Linked DNA regions of Homo sapiens: region 2 is linked to region 1. Evidence: read pairs that join two places in POLR2A ChIA-PET (ENCODE). Cell type or tissue: PC-9. All regions are shown on one strand. Each heading gives the region's core, and the rest is flanking DNA. Links, peaks and the distances in the headings are about the cores only. Region 1 overlaps PRCP (prolylcarboxypeptidase). Region 2 overlaps CCDC90B (coiled-coil domain containing 90B).

Region 1 (9,701 bases), core at 3,591-7,590:
TCCAAGTTCCTAGAAGCAGACCTGGCTTAGAAAAGGAGGCCCAAAAAATTTACTGAATGAACTTAAAAAGTGTCTAGTTGTCTGTGGCCTCATACTGGATGCCCATCATAGACATCTATAAATACACGTATGCAAGTTCATAAACATGTTGTAAATCACTTTGGTACTTTTTACGTGGGAAAGAAAAGTTGATATAAATGATTAATAGAAATATAAAGAGATTAACCTTCAGCTGTGTGTTAATAGTGGAAAGAACAATGAATTAATTCAGTAGATCTACGTTGTACATTTTTACTAGCTGAATGACTTTGGGTAAGTTACTGACCCCTGTGAACCTCAATTCTCACTGGATTATAGAAAAAAATGTTTTTTAAGAAAGATAGTACCCTTCTCTCAGAGAACTACTGTGAGACCCAAGTCAAATAATATATGTGAAAATAAATAAACTATAAATACTATACAAATGTGCGATGTCATTATAGTTATTACCATACTCTGTAAGCATAATAAGTATTACCACCACCAAGAGGTAAATGAATCATGAAAATGTAAATGTACAAATTATATGAGAAAAAAACATTTAGGTACATTAAGTATATGTGTGTTTGTAATACAATCTAAAATTGCCTGCGCTGGCCAGGCACGGTGGCTCACACCTATAATCCCAGCACTTTGGGAGGCCGAGGTGGATGGGTCACTTGAGGTAAGGAGTTCGAGACCAGCCTGCCCAATATGGTGAAACCCTGCCTCTACTAAAAATACAACAATTAGCCGGGCGTGGTGGGGCATGCATGTAGTCCCAGCTACTTGGGAGGCTAAGGCAGGAGAATGGCTTGAACCCGGGAGGCAGAGGTTGCAGTGAGCCCAGATCATGCCACTGCAATCCAGCCTGGGTGACAGAGCAAGACTCCATCTCAAAAAAAAAAAAAAAAAAAAAAAAAAAACTACACTCCAGAAGTGTACTTTTTTGGTTTTGTTAAAAACAAAAAGGAACACTCATGTAAAATAGAAGCCTTAGTTTTCAACTACCAGGTAAACTTTTAAAGTAAACTACATAAGGAGTTGGATTCTCTTAAATTAACAAATCGCCTTTATCATTATTCCAAATTGACAAGCCCAACCCAGATAGGAAACTCTCCATTATTTGCAAAACAAAGAAGCTATCCCAACAGCCACATAATAAGCAAACTGCATTTGATTTAAAAGGTCATCTGAAATAGCCTAGTGGCTTAGCAACAGTGTTTGGAGTTGCTGAGAGACCTAAGATGCACATGGACTTGAATTTCTTGGTCCTAGACATGTGAAAGCTAAACCAGTCATTGGAAAATCTACAAAAAAAAAAAAAAAAAAAAAAAAAAATCCTGGCTTTCATGAGAGGATCTAGATGCCTGGGTAAAATTCCCCCAACAGGGAGCTTCACTTAGTCACTGGCAACAATTAATTTGCCTGAGAAATTATGTTAAACTAACCAGCTCCTCAGGGACTCCCTTTTGGATTTATACTAAAATAACTGAAAATGACTATTGGTAAAATAATGCCTACAAGTTGGGAAAGACAATAAAACTCCCCCCAAAAAGCAACTGTGGAATAAAAAAAGAATTGCTGTAATGAGACTATTAACAGGTAAACAAATGTTTACTGATTGCCTATTATATATCAGGCACTGATTGGGCACGGGACTCCACAGTCAACAAAACAGACAAAATCTCTGTTGCTTACTTCCACAATAATTTGTTCCTTGAAATAACCCTGTTAGGTACTCATTATTATTCCTAACTAATATGAATTGGCAATTTGCCCAAGGCCACGCAGCTAATTCAGGGAAGAAGAAAAATGGCATCAAGGTCTACCTGACTTCAAAGCCTTAACAGAAAAATCTCCAATCCAACAGTTAAAGATTAAACTTCCCAACCGGAAAAGCAATCACACTTGGATTCATGTGAGGCAGCCTAAGGAGAGGCCTGGAAACAAAGATTAAGATACTTTCCACAGGGCTCCTTGGACACTTTCTTTTTTTTTTTAATTATACTTTAAGTTCTGAGATACATGTGCAGAATGTGCAAGTTTGTTACATAGGTATACACATGTCATGGTGGTTTGCTGCAGGCATCAACCTGTCATCTACATTAGGTATTTCTCCTAATGCTATCCCTCCCCAACCCTCACCCCCCGACAGGCCCCAGTGTGTTATGTTCCCCTCCCTGAGTCCATGTGTTCTCATTGTTCAACTCACACTTATGAGTGAGAACATATGGTGTCTGATTTTCTGTTCCTGTGTTAGTTTGCTGAGAATGATGGTTTCCAGCTTCATCCATGGCCATGCAAAGGACATGAACTCATCCTTTTTATGGCTACATAGTATTCCATGGTGTATATGTGTCACATTTTCTTTATCTAGTCAATCATTGATGGGTATTTGGGTTAGTTCCAAGTCTCTGCTATTGTGAATAGTGCTGCAATAAACATACATGTGCATGTGTCTTTTTAGAATGATTTTTAATCCTTTGAATATATACCTAGGAATGGGATTGCTGGGTCAAATGGCTCTAGATCCTGGAGGAATTGCCACAGTCTTCCACAATAGTTGAACTAATTTACACTCCCACCAACAGTATAAAAATCTTCCTATTTCCCCACACCCTCTCCAGTATCTGTTGTTTCCTGACTTTTTAATAATCGCCATTCTAACTGGCGTGAAATGGTGTCTCATTGTGGTTTTGAGTTGCATTTCTCTAATGATCAGTGATGATGAGCTTTTTTTCATAAGTTTGTTGGCCGCATAAATATCTTCTTTTGAGAAGTGTCTGTTCATATCCTTTGCCCACTTTCTGATGGGGTTATTTGTTTTTCTCTTGTACATTTGTTTAAGTTCCTTGTAGATTCTAGATATTAGCCCTTTGTTAGATGGACAGATTGCAAAAATTTTCTCCTATTCTGTAGGTTGCCTGTTCACTCTGATGATAATTTATTTTGCTGTGCAGAAGTCTTTAGTTTAATTAGATCCCATTTGTCAATTTTGGCTTTTGTTGCCATTGCTTTTGGTGTTTTAGTCATGAAGTCTTTGCCCATGTCTATGCTTGGACACCTTCTTACTCAGCAACCAGAAATGTTTCACAGCTAGTGGTCATGAAGTACACAGAACAGACACACCTATGGCTGTTCTTTTACTTTGGGAGTGCTGTTTCTTCAGAAAAGTAGGAGAATTTTGAATTTTTTAATTACTTAATTTTTGCATTGTATTTCTCATACCTACCAAACTATAGAAAAAGATTTCTTTGTAGAAGTAGACTTGCCACTGCTAAAAGATAAACCAGCATCTTTACACAGTCTTGCCTTTAAATTTTCACATGCTTCTGAAGCCTTCCTGAGCTGTGTATTTCATTCATCATCCTTATCAACAACCGGCACATTTACTGAGCATTCATTATGCGCCAGTCACTGTAGCAGATGCTAAAGATACAGAGATGATTAAGATGAAGTCCCTGCCAGTGATAAATTCACAATCTCATGGGGCAGATAGAAACGCAAACAGGTAACTACCACATGGAGTGATAAGCGGTATTTACAGGTGCTAGTAGAAGTAAGGGGGAAGTGGAAACCTATCCTCCCTTATGGAATATTTCTTGGAGAAGGTATGAATCTTAAGGAAAATGGAAAAAGAGGATGAGAAAGGACATTCAGGGACCATTTCATGCCAGTTAGAATGGCGATTATTAAAAAGTCAGGAAACAACAGATACTGGAGAGGGTGTGAGGAAATAGGAACATTTTTACACTGTTGGTGGGAGTGTAAATTAGTTCAATCATTGTGGAAGATAGTGTGGCAATTCCTCCAGGATCTAGAGCCATTTGACCCAGCAATCCCATTCCTGGGTATATACTCCCTTTATGTTCTGTGGCTAGAACATAAAGGGCAAGGTGAAGAGTGTACTTTCATTTATTCATTCAACAAATATTTTTTGAGCATAGATATTTGCCAGATCTGGGCCAAGTACTTTGATGGGCTAACTCTTTTAATGCATCACAACAACTTTATGGGGTGAGTGGTATTATTATTCTCACTTCACAAAGGATAAGACTGAGAATCAAAAAAGCTTAAGTAATTTTACTCAAGACAGCTCATTCTACCTTTGTATAGCTCTTCTTGAAAGTCCTTTCTTACACTGAGCTAAAAGTTTCTTACATGGAGCTCTAATTCCTACCCACTTACTTTTCTCACAAAATATGCCCCCTTCTCCAATGATGATGATAATAGTAATGATGATGATGATCATCATCATCGCTTTGACAATCTGAGAAAGATAACATAAAAAAGCAAATGGATAACTAATATACTTGTAAAAGGACTGGAGGAAACGAGCTTCTTGCCCTTCCACCTCCAGCCATGTAAGGGTGCTGCCTTAAGGTGCCATCTTGAAAGCAGAGACTGGGCCGTCACCAGACACCAAACCTGCCAGCATCCTCATCTTGGGCTTCCCAGCCTCCGTAACTGTGAGCGATACATTTGTGCTGTTTATATATTACCCAGTCTCAGGTGTTTTGCTATAGCAGTGCTAGTGGACTAAGACAAACCCAAAGGCTTATATTTAGGTCTTTTTCAACCCTCTCAGTTCTTTCAAGTTTTCCTATTTCAAATACCATAAATTTGGCACAATTTCCTTAAACATCCTAAGCAGACGTATTTGCTTAACTGTCACTTTATAAGACTGAGCTGAAGAGTATAGTTTTGAAGAATCCTGTTGAGAACAAGGAATACAACGTAAGGAAATTAAACAAAAAGCAGTTTTACGTTTTCCATTAAAGTGTCTGGCCTTTTATTTGGGGACAGGTATCCTGCTGGATGGAATACTATGCAGCCATAAAAAGGAATGAGATCATGTCCTTTGTAGGGACATGGATGGAGCTGGAAGCCATTATCCTCAGCAAACTAATGCAGGAACAGAAAACCAAACACTGCATGTTCTCATTTATAAGTGGGAGCTGAACAATGAGAACACATGGATACAGGGAGGGGAACAACACACACTGGGGCCTGTCAGTGGGTGGAGTAGGGGGAAAGAGAGCATTAAGAAAAACAGCTAAGGCCAGGCACAGTGGCTCATGCCTGTAATCCCAGCACTTTGGGAGGCCGAGGCAGGCGGATCACCTGAGGTCAGGAGTTTGGGACCAGCCTGGCCAGCGTGGTGAAACCCCATCTCTACTAAAAATGCAAAAATTAGCCAGGTGAGCTGTAGTCCCAGCTACTTGGGAAGCTGAGGCAAGAGAATGGCTTGAATCCAGGAGACAGAGGTTGCAGTGAGCCAAGATCATGCCATTGCACTTCAGCCTGGGCGACAAGAGCAAAACTCTATCTCAAAAGAAAAAGAAAAACAGCTAATGCGTGCTGGATTTAACATCTAGGTGATGGGTTGATAGGTGCAGCAAACCACCATGGTGCACGTTTACCTATGTAACAAACCTGCACATCCTACACATGTACCCCAGAATTTAAAAATTAAAATTAAAAATTAAAAAAGAAAATAGAATGAGTCTAATAAGTCTAATAAGAGTCTAATAAGAGGCCTTTTTTTGCAAAGTGGGCAGTGCCACTAGCCTAAACTCAGAGTCAACTTCCAGGCAAACAGCTCTCCTCATCCCTAAAAGCTTTTGGCTATGTACCAAAGGCCAAATTTGACTTATTTAAAATAATCTGTAGAGCACAGTGGTCAGAGAGGTACTTGCAGGAGCAGCAATGCTGCCAGGGGCCTGGGGCTGGGCTGTCCGAGTTCCCATGTGCTAAGCCCACTTGAGCCACAGCCACGTCCGGGGATGAGACAGTTTTTGGTCCTACTATGAGCAAGAAGAAAAAGAAGAATCCCTTTATGTTAGATGAGGAAGGGGATACACAAACAGAGAAAAACCAGCCGAAGAAGTGGAACCAGAACCAGCTGAGGACAACGATGTAGAAGCTGATGAAGACGACGGTAGGAAAAAAGACATTTCTGATGTTCTAGATGACTTGAACTTCTTTAATCAGAAGAAAAAGGAGAAAAAAAAGACATTTGATGCTGATAAAGCTGAAGAAGTTGTAAAGGATCTTAAGATTGAAAGTGATGTTCAAGAACCAGATGAACCAGAGGAGGACCTTGACATTATGCTTGGCAATAAAAAGAAGAATGTCAAGATCCCAGATGAGGATGGAATACTAAAGACACAGCTCTAGCCGGGCGTGGTGGCTCATGCCTGTAGTCCCAGCAATTTGGGAGGCCGAGTCAGGTGGATCACAAGGTCAGGAAATCAAGACCATCCTGGCTAACATGGTTGAAACCCCATCTCTGCTAAAAATACAAAAAATTAGCTGGGCGTGGTGGTGGGAGCCTGTAGTCCCAGCTACTTGGGAGGCTGAGGCAGGAGAATGGTGTGAACCCAGGAGGCGGAGGTTGCAGTGAGCAGAGATTGTGCCACTGCACTCCAGCCTGGGTGACAGAGTGAGACTCCATCTCGAGGAAAAAAAAAAAAAAAAAAAAGACACAGCTCTAGAAGATGAAGACAGCAAAAAAGACGATGCTGTCTCATTCAGCAATCAGATAGGCCCTGATAGGTAGGTCAGAAAGAGACTGCACATATAAGGAGCTACTGGATCATATGTTCAACATTATAAGGGGAAAGAATCCAGACACAGTTGCTTGAAAGAAAAGGAAATTCACCATGAAACCTCTACAGGTCGTCCAAGTAGGAACCAAGAAAACTCCTTTCATCAACTTTATGGATATCTGTAAACTATTACATCAACAGCCCAAATGTCTCCTTGCATTTCTTTCATTTTTTTTTGTTTTGTTTTTATGGTTTTTGGGGAGTTTTTGTTTGTTTGTTTTTTGAGACAAGATCTGGCTCTATTGCCCAGGCTAGAGTGTAGTGGTGCAATCTCAGCTCACTATAACCTCCACCTCCTGGGCTCAAGCCGTCCTGCCACCTCAGCCTCCTGAGTAGCTGAGACTGCAGGTACATGCCACCATGCCAACTAATTTTTATATATTTTGTAGAGATGGGGTTTCACCATGTTTCCCAGAATGGTCTCAAACTCCTGGGCTCAAGCAAGCCATTTGCCCTGGCCTCCCAAAGTGCTGGGATTACAGGAGTGAGCCACTGCATCCAGCCTCCTTGCATTTTTGTTGGCTGAATTGGGTACAAGTGGTTCTACAGACGGTAATAACCAACTTGTAATCAAAGGAAGATTCCCATAGAAACAGAAAATGTCTTGAGGAGATATATCAAGGAATATGTCATTTAAGTTATGGGGCTCCACCCTTATGAACAGAGTAGTGCCTCATAAAAGGGCTGGAGGAAACTAGCCCTTGATACATCAAGGAATTGTCAAGGTGATGTCACACATGCCAATCACCAGACACAATCCTGCAGAAGGGCATCCGACTCTATTTCTTACAGTGTGAAAGTTGTCCTTCTCAATGTTCTGTTGCCAGTATCAACACCAGGCTGTCACGGGCAAATAAGCACAGCTCCATGCCAAAGCTAACCAATTTGCTAATCACTAATTTTGCAAATTGTGTTGTGGAGATTTGGCTGGATAAGTTTGCCATCAGAGTGGATCTACCATTGTATTAAAAACGAGATTAAAAAGCTGCCAAGTTCTTTGGTGAGTAGTTGGTTGGTCTGAAATCCTTGCAAGATGGCAATGCTCAAGCTGGTGATATATCCATTGCCTACTTTAACAACTGTCAGAGAAATGCGACATGGGGTAAGGAGATGCCTTTTAAAAATCATTCATAGACTTCTGTAAAATGCAAGATAAAGTTTTAACAGATTTTTTCAAAAAATAAAAACTAAAACAAATAAAAGAACTTCTAAAAGAATGACATTTACAATTTTAAAAATAGCTCTGGTTAACAGGTATGTAGTGGCATCTCCTATTTCTATATAGACTTGGGGAAATTCTTGATTAACTTGTTGCTATTTTAATAGCTGACAACCTAATGTTCAACTCAAAACATGGAAATTTTGAAGTCCCAGTCAGATACACATGGAGTCTGCTCAATTAACTCTAATGTGAACCAGTGGCAACTGTGTGACTTCTTAAGGAACAGTGTAATGTAGAAAAACAAACATGGGATTTGTAGTCAGGCCATGATAGAAAGCTGGCTTTATCACTTAGTAACTAAAACAAAGCTGGATGAGCTTTGGCAAGTGATTGAACACAGTGACCTTCAGTTTCCTTCACAGTAAAAAAGGGGCTATAAAAACTACTTCACAGGGTTGTTGTGAGGATTTAACCAGGTAATTTATTTAAAGTGCCTCATTTAGTACTTGGAACAGAATGAAGTGGGCACTTCAAAAGTGATGAATACTGAAAATTTTTTATTACCATCAACAACAACATAACAATAATAAGACAAATTAAGAACAACAGATGATGCTTTATTTTGTGCTGGAGAGTTTTTTTAATATTTAAAAAATTTTGTTGCTGTTGATTTTTAAGACTTTCATAAAGCACATTGGTAATAGAGCAAAAAATCCTATCTCTTCTCAGCATCCTATCTTTCAAGGCATAGGAAAACATGACAGGTAGCACTGTTGTATTCTATGTTGTTATATTGTCCAGCATTTCCCTGGTTCTGTTTTTTCAGATATTCTACAAATGTTCCACCAACTGAAGTTTATCTTTGGACAGCAAAAACTCACCTGAAAACAATGTTTGTGTGTGAACTAATGTTTTTGCCTCCATACATAGTAGTGATCCAGGAGGGCCTTGGTCTCACACCCCACTGTTGAAAACAGTCATCAGAAAGTTCCTTTAAGTTCCATGAGTGAGGTTCAAACATGTCATCGACACCATTAGTACAAAAGGGCATGACTACTTCTGTGCAGGCCTAAGAAGCAAACCAAGAGAGAATCCAATTAGAAAAATGAGGCAAAAAGAGGTTAAATAAATTACACAAAGTCATAATGCTGGTAAGTAGTGAAGGCAGGGTTTGAACTCAGGCAAGGCAGCTTCAACGCCCTGTTCTTTACTTCTGCGCCATATAATCTCTCATTATTCTTAAAAAGACTTGGCCAAGAAGTCACGGAAGTCAGGATTATGTCCCTTCATAGCAAACTGCTTGATTTCACATTTATTATCACATTTAACCCTCAAAACAACTCTGCAAGGAAAGTTTATTATTATTAGTCTCATTGTGCAGATGAAGGACAAATTAGACTCCCTTTCTTTTATATGTCTATAAAATGCTTCCTTTGTAGGACTTATCAAGATCTATTGAAATACTACTTACTTACTTTTTTACTACACTAGATTTGATCATGTACCATTTATCTTTGTATCTTTGAAACCTAGAGGAGTGCCTGACACATGTAAGAACTCAATATCTATTTGGTGATTATTAAATGAACAAATGAATGAACAAGAAAACTTGTCCATAGTATCACAGCATAAGGTAACAGAGCCCAAAACTGGATCCAGGTTAGGTGACAAAATCTTGTGTACCCTGATTTTTTTTTACAGCACAACTGTGTCAGTGAAAAGTAAGTTCCACTTGGGGAAATTATACATATTTACCTGATAGCTCCAACCCAGTGTTCCCAGACTGCTAGTTGCTGTCTCTGAAATATTCAGGCATTTCACCTGGCCCGAATAATTGTAATATACATTCAGAGCTTGGAAAATATTCTGCAGCAGCAGTGAATCAGATACATTGGGATTTTTCAAAT
Region 2 (9,701 bases), core at 3,574-7,573, 420 kb after region 1:
TATAAATCAACGTGAAAAAGACAGTCCAGTAAAAAAACTGGGCAAGACTTGTGTAGGCATTTCACAAAAGAAGATATCCAAGTGGCCAATAAACATGAAATTGTGCTCAAAATCACTGGTTATCAGAAATGTAAATTAAAACCCAAACAAGATACCAATATATACCCATCAGAATGGCAAAAATTGAAACAGACGTTACCAAATGCTGGTGAGGATGTGGAACAACTGGAGATTTTATACACCAGTGGTGGCAGTGTAAATTGGCTACCACTTTGGAAAATTAATTCCTAGTGGAATTAGTACATGTTTCTTTGTGTACACAGATGGACACCAAAAATATATAATGTTCTTGTCAGCATTATTACATATATCTCTCAAACTAGAATCATCTAAAAATTCCCTCAACAGTAAGAATCAATACATTTTGCTATATTCATACAATGGAATATTATATAGCAATGAAAATGTGTGAATTGCTACTCTACACATCACCACGAATGAATTTCACAAACACTATGCTGACTAAAAGGAAACAATATGAAAGAACACATACCGTGTGATTACATGTAGTCCACAAATCAGTAAGATAAATCAAGTCAGTAGTGCCTAGGAAGGGGCAAATGGAGGCTTCTGGGATACTGGTAATGTCTAATCTCTTTATCTCAGTCATGGTCACAGGGGTGTGTTCACTTTGTAAAAATTCATCAAGCTGTACCTTTTTTTTTCTTTGTGCTCTTTGGTATATATATTGTACTTAAAACATTAAATTTAAACTAATATTTTAAGTATAATATATATTTAGATATATACTTAATACATATACTTAAATATAATGTAATAGCTTTGGCAGAGCTGTCTGTCCAGAGAGAGAGTTATGTAGCACTGAACTCATAGCTTCTGTCTCCAGAACCAGTATTATTCAGGAAGTCCTTGATCTACAGCTTTGGGCCATGTTTGCTAATCAAGAGTGACTGACCGGGAACCGGTAATATTCCATGGTTACCTTCCATGTTTCACTTAACCTTATTTTCTACCTACAAAGGTCTGGAACAAGGTTGAACTTTGATGTGGTCTCTGCTGGGCTTCTCTCTGACCTATGACATCCTAGCTTATGTACCTAGAGTGGCCCATGGAGCAATATGAGGACTTCAGTGAGTTTATCCATGTTCAACTCTTAGCTTGGGGAAGTTCTAAAAGTTTGTGATTTCCCTTTCTTTCTCTTTGTTTATACCCTACTTTTTTGGGGGAGAAGGGTTAGTTTTGACACTGTTAAGAAGAGTCTGTACTGGTAAGCAAGAAGGTGGAATTCTCTTATAGTTTCATATGCTGTCTAGAATTTCTCAGAGTGCATAGGCTTTTTGAAAAATAAGAATTCCATATATCCCAGCAGTAATTTGTAGATCCATAAACTCTTTCAACAGTTTTATATGTAGAATTTTAATCTGTTCGACAAACCTGTTCTTTCAGGGCAAAAAAATACATACATTTTCCCCACAAGGATTTTTGTCTAATTTTGTTGTAGTAATAGACTGCATTTACATTTAGAATTGCTTTTGGTGCCTAAGCATTATGATTCATGTATTTAGTATCTTAATATACAGTTCTATTGAGTTTAGGAGAAAACATGTATTGGGGAGAAATATATTTCTTGGCTATGATGTAAGATAAAGAAACGAGTAATCTTGGTGAAAAATGTTCTCCAAATGCAGAAACTTTTAGAATTGGGAGATTTGGAACCTTCAGTGAACACTTATGGAAGGCCTGTTGAATGCCAAGCACATATTTTCTTTTGAAGTTGTATTTTAAGACTTGGTTTGATAGAACAAGTTACATATTTGGTGTTAGGAGGGACTTTGGAAAATTTGGAATCCTCTTCTAATACATAAAAGGTAAAGAAAAATAAGTATTGCTGTCTTTGGAAGTCTTTAATTAATTTTTTTGAGACACTATCTCACTCTGTGCCCAGGCTGGCATTCAGGGTCATGATCTTGGCTCACTGCAACCTCCAGTTCCCAGGCTCAAGCAATCCTCCAGCCTCAGCCTCGTGAGTAGCTGGGACTACAGGCATGAGCCACCATGCCCAGCTAAATTTTTTTGTATTTTTTTGTAGAGAGAGGGGATTGTTGTCCAGGTTGGTCTCAAACTCCTGAGCTCAAAGTGATCTGCCCACCACAGCCTCCTAAAGTGCTGGGATTACAGATGTGAGCCACCATACCCTGCCTGTTTCTGGAAGTCATAACTCTATTAAAGCACTAGGAAATTGGCTACATCTGACAAGTAGCCACCTCTTCCCCCTAAATTTTCTATATTCTTTTTCTAGTTCCATCTAGTTGGATTAGGTTAAACTCCTGCCCCACCTGAGTGTTTTTCTTTTTTCTTTTCTTTTTTTTTTTTTTGAGACAGGGTCTTGCTCTGTAGCACAAGCTGGAGTGCAGTGGCGCAGTCTTGGCTCACTGCAGCCTCTGTCTCCTGGGTTCAAGCGATTCTCCTGCCTCAGCCTCCTGAGTAGCTGGGATTACAAGTGTGCAGGACAAGCCCAGCTAATTTTTGTATTTTTAGCGGAGATAGGGTTGGCCAGGCTAGTCTTGAACTCCTGACCTCAAGTGATCTGCCTGCCTTGGCCTCCCAAAGTGCTGGGATTATAGGCGTGAGCCACCGCACCTGGCCTCATCTTTAAAATACTGGTAATGCTACTTACTACACTTGATTTTGTATGTATAGTATGAAGAACAGTTGTATCATATGCTAAGTCCCAATCAAAGGTTTGTTATTTTTCTTCAGACTAGCCGCTAAACTTTTTTTCAAGAGACCATCTGTATTACCCTATGCCCACAAACACCTGGCCACTGTAAGAGAAAGCTAGAAGTTTATCCTACTCTCAAGTTTGCAGCTGAGGGATATGGGAGGGACCAGATGCATGGTTGTTTTTCCAGGCGGTGTTGGATAATGGCAGCTTACTTACGTGTTCACACACTATTGAGTTAAACTAACTGGACTCATTAGAAAAGGTGTGGGCAGGAACACCTTGGAGAACTAACTCCAGCCATGGGCTCTCCCCAGGGATATGCACCTTTTGCTGTTCTTGGAGCCTCTGTGTTCGGAGCTGGCTTGCCTAACTAGATGCAGAGCATGTTTGATTAGAAGAATTACTCAAAGATGATTAATATCTAGTGACCATCCATTGTGTTTCTAGCCCTGCTTGCTCCTTCCCATGGTATTTATTGATTTTTCTGTGCTGGGTCTTAAGAATACCAAGATGGATAAGAAATATTTAGAAACAGTGAGACCAGGAGACCAGGCAAAGTGCAAAATGAGACTAGAGCAGTAGAGGGATGCAGTACAAAAACAAAAGAGGGAAGCGGGGAAGCTAGGGAATGATTCGCAGCACTATGGGACTGGCAAAAGAATCCAGAAGATGACATACTAACACTTGCAGTTACCAATATGTTGTTAAATATTAGTGTCTGGGGATCTGTTAGGTAGAGATAAAACTTAATGAGATAAGACGGAAAATTGGCTATATCTGACAAGTAGCCACTTCTTACCCACTAAATTTTCTATATTCTTTCTCTAGTTCTTAAGGTGCCTCCTAGTGATATGATTCAGCACAATATAATGCACTGTTACTTCACATTTGGGAATTTATTCACATAAAATCCTAAAAGAAATTTAATCAGAGTTGAAAATACTAGCATGGTTAATTTTTTTTTCTTTTGAACAGGCAATGTAGAAAGACGAAAATGTGTGCTAGCATGAAAATTGTATTTGACCCTCTTTTCCTTTGCTTATAGGAAGACAGCGCTTCTTGTGAGTCAAACAAAGAGAAGAGGCGAGTAAAAAAAAAGGTTTCTTCTGGAGGGGTGTTTGTGAGAAGGTACTAATCAGTGAAATAACTAAATTGACCTGCTAGATTTTTCTCTTTCATTAAAAAAATTGATATAAATGTGAGTCTATACAAACTATCTCAGAATTACTCTGATATGCTTCTGTTCCAATTCTGATGGCAGAAATGTTATATTAAAGAGATTTAGAGATTTTTTAAATGACACGGACTCAGTTGTGCACCTTCTCCCGATATTCTTCTTATATATCTCTACACAGGCAAGTCAAGAGATTTATGAGTAATTAATTTTACAAGTATTCACATAAGCTTTAAAATATTAGCTGGTATAGTAATCAAAAGAAATCTAGTTCTAGATATTAAAAATTATTAAAAATTCAATTATGGTTCCACAATAGAATTATATTTCTTTCACTTTCTAGAGAGTACCTTTCACTTCTAGTGTGGATATGTTTAAAAAAATTTTTTTTCAAATGGCGTAACTGCAAGCTTTTTAAGAATATAGAGAAGAGGCAGATTGGACAGGATAAGAAACACTTGGCTTTATTTTTTCCTCTTTTTCTCCTTGATCTTAAAGATTAGTAGTGCTTGGCCAACTAAAAAACAACTATGGCTTTTCAGTTCAGTTCTGACTTCAATTCCCTCTTTTTTCCTACCCCCCTCTCTTTTCTCTTCTCTTCCCTCCATGAGCTAGCAAAGATTTATAACTCTTGGGTCCAGCTGTGTAGCTCTTGTCTCCCCCTGAAGATCTGTCACTGGTTTTGGGCTTCCCTGGCAGCAGCCATCTCACCATTCCATAGACTGCCCACCCTTTGGACCCTTGCATATACTTCATGTGGACGCTAAAGTCATTTTGACATGGTATCATCAGAACTAGTTTGCTGTGACAAGAGTGCATTTGATTGCTGAAACCAGTTCAGCAGGTTAAGGGTCTGTAAACAAGTGTTAAAAAATGAACTTTGGCTTCCAAGGTTAATCCCAGCTCTGCATTGTTGTGTAATCCTAGGCACAACTACTTAATCTCTTTATATAAAATATACCTACCTCATATGGCTGTCATTGGGAGAATTAAGAGGTAGTAGAGGACTTGGAACAGATCTTATACAAAGTGCCCAATAAATGTTGACAACTGTTATTACTATAGATTGAAAGCCACAGAAGAACTAAAAATAGTGAATATAAGGGTTATTAAAAGGATAGGTGAGTCATTTTTTAACACTTGCTTACGGACCCTTAGCCAGCTGAACTGGTTTCAGCAATCAAATGCACTCTTGTCAGGGCAAACTAGTTCTGATACTAGGTCAAAATGGCTTTAGTGTCCATGTGAGATAGATGCAAGGGTCCAGAGGGTGGGAAGTCTGGGGTATGGTGAGAGGGCTCCTGCCAGGGAAGCCCAAAACCAGCGACAGATCTTCAGGGGGAGACAGGAGCCACAGAGCTGGCTCCAAGAGAGTCATAATTCTTTGCTAGCTGGAGGGAAAGGAAGAGAAAATAGAGGCAAGTAGGAAAAAAGAGGGAATTGAAGTCAGAACTGAACTGAAAGCCATAGTTGTTTTTTGGTCAGCAAAGCACATTTATTGGGCACTTTGTGTGAGATTTGTGCCAAGCCCTTAACTATCTCTTAATTCTCACAAGAGCCATATAAAGTAGGTATATTTTATAGAGAAAGTAGTTGTGCCGAGGATTATATAATGCTGATCTGGGATTCCAACCTTGGCAGCAAAAGTCTGCATTCTCTTAACCATTACTGGGATTTCAAAACCATTTATCTTCCCTTCTGGGACTACAGACAGCCTTACTTTTCCCCTCTAACTTGATGCTAAAGTTAATCCCAACCCTGGAAATAGTTTGTTGTACTTGCTCCAGTTTTCTCTAATTTCTTCCTGTACCAGTGAGGTAGAAAACACCAGAATAGTGTTGTAATAAAAGCATACACACCCTGTGGCAGAGGTTCCCTGGTTGTCCTCCAAAATCCATTCTCCCTTCTTCTGTAGTGGGAAGGATTTATGTGGTCTGTGGCCGCGCAGGATAAGAACTAACTTCCCAGCTTGCCTTTGCAGCCAAGAGACCAAGTTGTGTTCAGAAGGATGTGAGCAAAAATGTTACGTAAAACCTTAGGGTCATGGCTATAATGCCACCTCTTGCTCTTTTCTTCTTCTGGAATGTGGATGTGGTGGTGAGTCAGCCACTGGACCTTGTGAATGAGGGCAACACCAGGATGGCAGAGCAGTAAAATAAGGAGCAAGGGCCCTGACACCATGGAGCTGACATATTAGCCCTAGAATGCTTACATTGGACTGTAAGAGAGAAATAAACCTAATCTTATTTAAGCCACTGCTATTCTGGATCTTGTTACAGCAGCTAAATTAAAATTATAATACAATTCCCAAATTGTGTATATTTATTCATAAATCATATACCTATATTATTGACACATTTAGGTTAATGAAACAAAAAAAAAAGGTTATTAAAGAGATTTAAGTTATTTTGTTCCTATGACTTAGTAGATTGTCCATCTCATGAGAAAGAGTACTCAGGTTGAACCCTACTAGTATATTGAGTGACAGCATGAGAGGGTGAGATTTGGAGTTAAAGACTTGAGTCCCTGTGACTTACTTGCTGGGGGACTGTGGACAAGTTACTTCACTTGGCTAAACTTGTTTCTTCAGCTGTAAAATGAGGATACCATCTACCTAAGAGGAGAGCTGTGAAAATAGGTGAGCACATATATGTTATTTAGCATATTTGCCCTCATATAGTCAATGATAGCTATTTTTTTTCAAAATAGCAATCAGTAGTTTCAGTGATAATGACTACAGCCTTTCCCACTGCCCTTTTTTTAAATATTAAAAAATACTTAAAAAATAAACAAGTGTTACATATCCAAATTCTTCAAGTTTGACAACATTATAAGCTTTTAATTGTTTTTCCAATAGGTGAGGGTTTTTCCTGACTCTTGCCAAGTCCTTACATACTCTTGCCTGGCCTATTTTGTCACCAAAGCAGTATGGATAGGCAGGTTAGGATCTACACTGTGGCTATAAACATGGTGAAAGTAGCTAATCCTTGTGGAGGCTTCTTACCACTCATAGAAAATGCCTAAAAGGTGTATTACGCTCACTCAGTATGAATGCAGTATTTTCAGCATACCCATAATTAAATATTTAAAATATTAAAAAGTTTGGATTAAGGTCAACTGAGATTTATGAGTATCATTTATTCCACAGGCGTTTAACAAGTACCTCACATGTGTCTAGAGGCCTTCTGAGAACTTGTAGTTTAGTGTAGGAAAAAGATACGTATAATTGCTGTTTCATAGTGAAGTGCAAGTGCTGGAATAGAGGTATAGTTTTAAGGCATATAGAAACACAATCCTCTCATCCTTATTTCATATATTTCCATCACTGAAACAAAAATTTACCTGAACCCCAGAACCACCATCAAAATGAAGTTTCATGGAAAGGATATAGGATCTAAAAGTAATGGGGACAGGGTATGGTATGCATATTTCTATTCTTCTGTTATTGGATACAAAGCACTTTGTTTGCTAAACCCCTACAATGAGAAAGAACGCAGATCTATTTAATATTTAGTGGCTGTATAACCTGGGAATAAGTATATTTATTTGTTGGGGCTTGAGAAGGTCCAATAAATGGCATACCTCCTTTCCATTCTGGGTTGTGAATATAACTAAGATGAAGAATGAATAAACTAATATAGAGGCCTAAAAAACACCTTTATTTGCTGATAAAACTATTGGAGAAGTTTTTTTTTAGGAGACAGGGTCTCATGTGTTGCCAGGCTGGAGTGCAGTGACTATTTATAGGTATGATCATGGTACACTTTAGCCTTGATGAACTCCTTGGCTCAAGCAATCCTGCTGCCGCAGCCTCCCAAGCAGCTAGGACTATAGATGTGTGCCACTGTGCTCAGCAAGAGAATATGGGTTTCATCTTAAGGCCAGTAAGCTTCTTATCACTGAACTCTAGAACTGGACAGATTTACCCTGTCTCAAGCATTGCTCTACTGGGCCAGGCCTCATCCTGCAGAGGCAGAGCCTGATCCCATAGAAGCAGAACAGAATGAATGTCTCTTCAGATGGGCTGGTCCCAAACAGGAGTGGGGAGGAAGTGGGCTAATTGCACCTTGTTTCTCCTTCCAGATTTACAATTGGGCAAGTCACTTTACCTAGGGCAGAGTGGATAAGGGGATGAAGAGTGACGACAGTGTTATGCTACTGGAGCTTCCTTCACATGGAGGAAAGACGCATTCCCTCTTAATATTTTAGAATATTTTAAATCTTAACAAACCAATAATTTACTTGTTTATGTCTCTCTCCTTAAGATTGTCAATTCAATGAGAATGAAACCATGTTCATCTCTGTGCACACAGGGACTAGCATGCTGTTTGGCATATAGCAGGCAGTCATATTGGTTAACTGAACAAATGCAGTATACTTTGTTACAGTGGACTTTAATATATATGGTAACTTATTAATTGACTCAGTGAAAATTAATCTATAATATACTAAGAACTCTCTTAGGCAATAGAGATAAAAATGAATCAGAATGTAACAGGATAATGTCAAGGTTTTTCTTTTGAAAACAAACCAGCAGTTAGATTTTTGAGGAAAATATAGTTGGAAAGCCTGACTCTCACTCACTGGACCATATGGACCAATCTCTTGACTGCTCTATACTGCAGATTCCCTGTTTATAGCTAAACAAATGACAAGGCTATTTTGAATAATGATTGTCAAACTTTTATAGCTATTACCAAGGCATTATGAACTCAAAATGTTTACTTTCTGGTCTTGTCTTCTTGATCTGGGTAAGACTGAAGAACTAAGATGAAAAGGATATTTTAAAATTTCTTTGAAATTACATATGATTTACTAATAGATATTACTTTGTAAGAAAAAATATATCTAATAACAAAACAAAATACGAATTTAAATTTTCCTATGAGTTTCTTGAGAGTAGGTACTAGATATCAATGTTTGCTGAATTGAAGTCATTAAGAAAAGCTTTGTTTTATGTAATAAATTTAAGATGGGTTAACTTAAACTACATTAAGAAGCAGGGATAAACTGGTTTTTGAGTATCAAATATTTAAAAAATACATGTAATAATCAGAGCTCAATATTTAGCAACTCTACAGATTTCATATTAAGTGTTGTAATTTGCACTAAAGCACACATTTATTTATTTAGGTAATGGAGTCTTGCTCTGTCACCCAGGCTGGAGTGCAGTGGTGCTATCTCGGCTCACTGCAAGATTCTCCTGCCTCAGCCTCCCGAGTAGCTGGAATTACAGGCATGTGCCACCATGCCTGGCTAATTTTTGTATTTTTAGCAGAGACGGGGTTTCACCATGTTGGCCAGGCTGGTCTAGAACTCCTGACCTCAAGTGATCCACCCGCCTCAGCCTCCCAAAGTGCTGAGATTACAGGTGTGAGCCACCGCGCCTGGCCTATCATTTTAAAATTTATTGTTTTAGTTCATTACCAAAAAGAAATCAATCTCCAACTATATGGTAAGTCACTTTGAAAACCCACACAACTTTGTTGTAATAATCTTTCATTTTATAGAAAAATGTAATTATGCAATGGTTATCAGGAAAGTTAATTCAGTAATAAATATGTAGGCTAGGGAATGGTTTACAAATATTCAACCAATACCCACAAAATCCTGTATGATTTACACAACTGTTCAAGCAAACATAAGAAAACTCTGGTTCAATTTCTATTAACTATCAAAAGGACAAAATGCTCTTCTATCTCAAACCAGGTCTGAGTGACAGCTTTTCAATATAATAAAGACACACACCTGCACTCACACACACACAATAAAGACACAGTA

The links. Peaks named below come from ENCODE experiments on the same cell type or tissue, not always from the same donor. Only the 100,000 strongest peaks of a DNase experiment are listed, where the experiment ranks them.
Region 2: POLR2A ChIA-PET joins it to region 1 with 5 read pairs; 2 of 35 experiments call an interaction of 5 or more read pairs at or near these places.

The regions. Positions count from the first base shown.
Region 1 is chr11:82,829,712-82,839,412 of GRCh38, forward strand. PRCP (prolylcarboxypeptidase) reads right to left here. Exons shown (of 9, transcript NM_005040.4): 7 at 9,550-9,701; 8 at 8,676-8,863. It also overlaps the pseudogene EIF2S2P6. Among named protein-coding and RNA genes, the nearest start is that of LINC02734, 53 kb to the left of the region's middle. In PC-9, for the core only: no CTCF peak of the experiment used is centred there; no DNase peak of the experiment used is centred there.
Region 2 is chr11:83,252,054-83,261,754 of GRCh38, forward strand. It overlaps CCDC90B (coiled-coil domain containing 90B), which reads right to left. Exons shown (of 9, transcript NM_021825.5): 9 at 7,028-9,701. It also overlaps a transcript of ANKRD42 not described here. Among named protein-coding and RNA genes, the nearest start is that of CCDC90B-AS1, 29 kb to the right of the region's middle. RefSeq lists a silencer at 5,854-6,148. In PC-9, for the core only: no CTCF peak of the experiment used is centred there; DNase peaks (open chromatin) are centred at 4,778, 5,078 and 6,018; H3K4me3 peaks cover 1,075 bases; H3K27ac peaks cover 3,329 bases.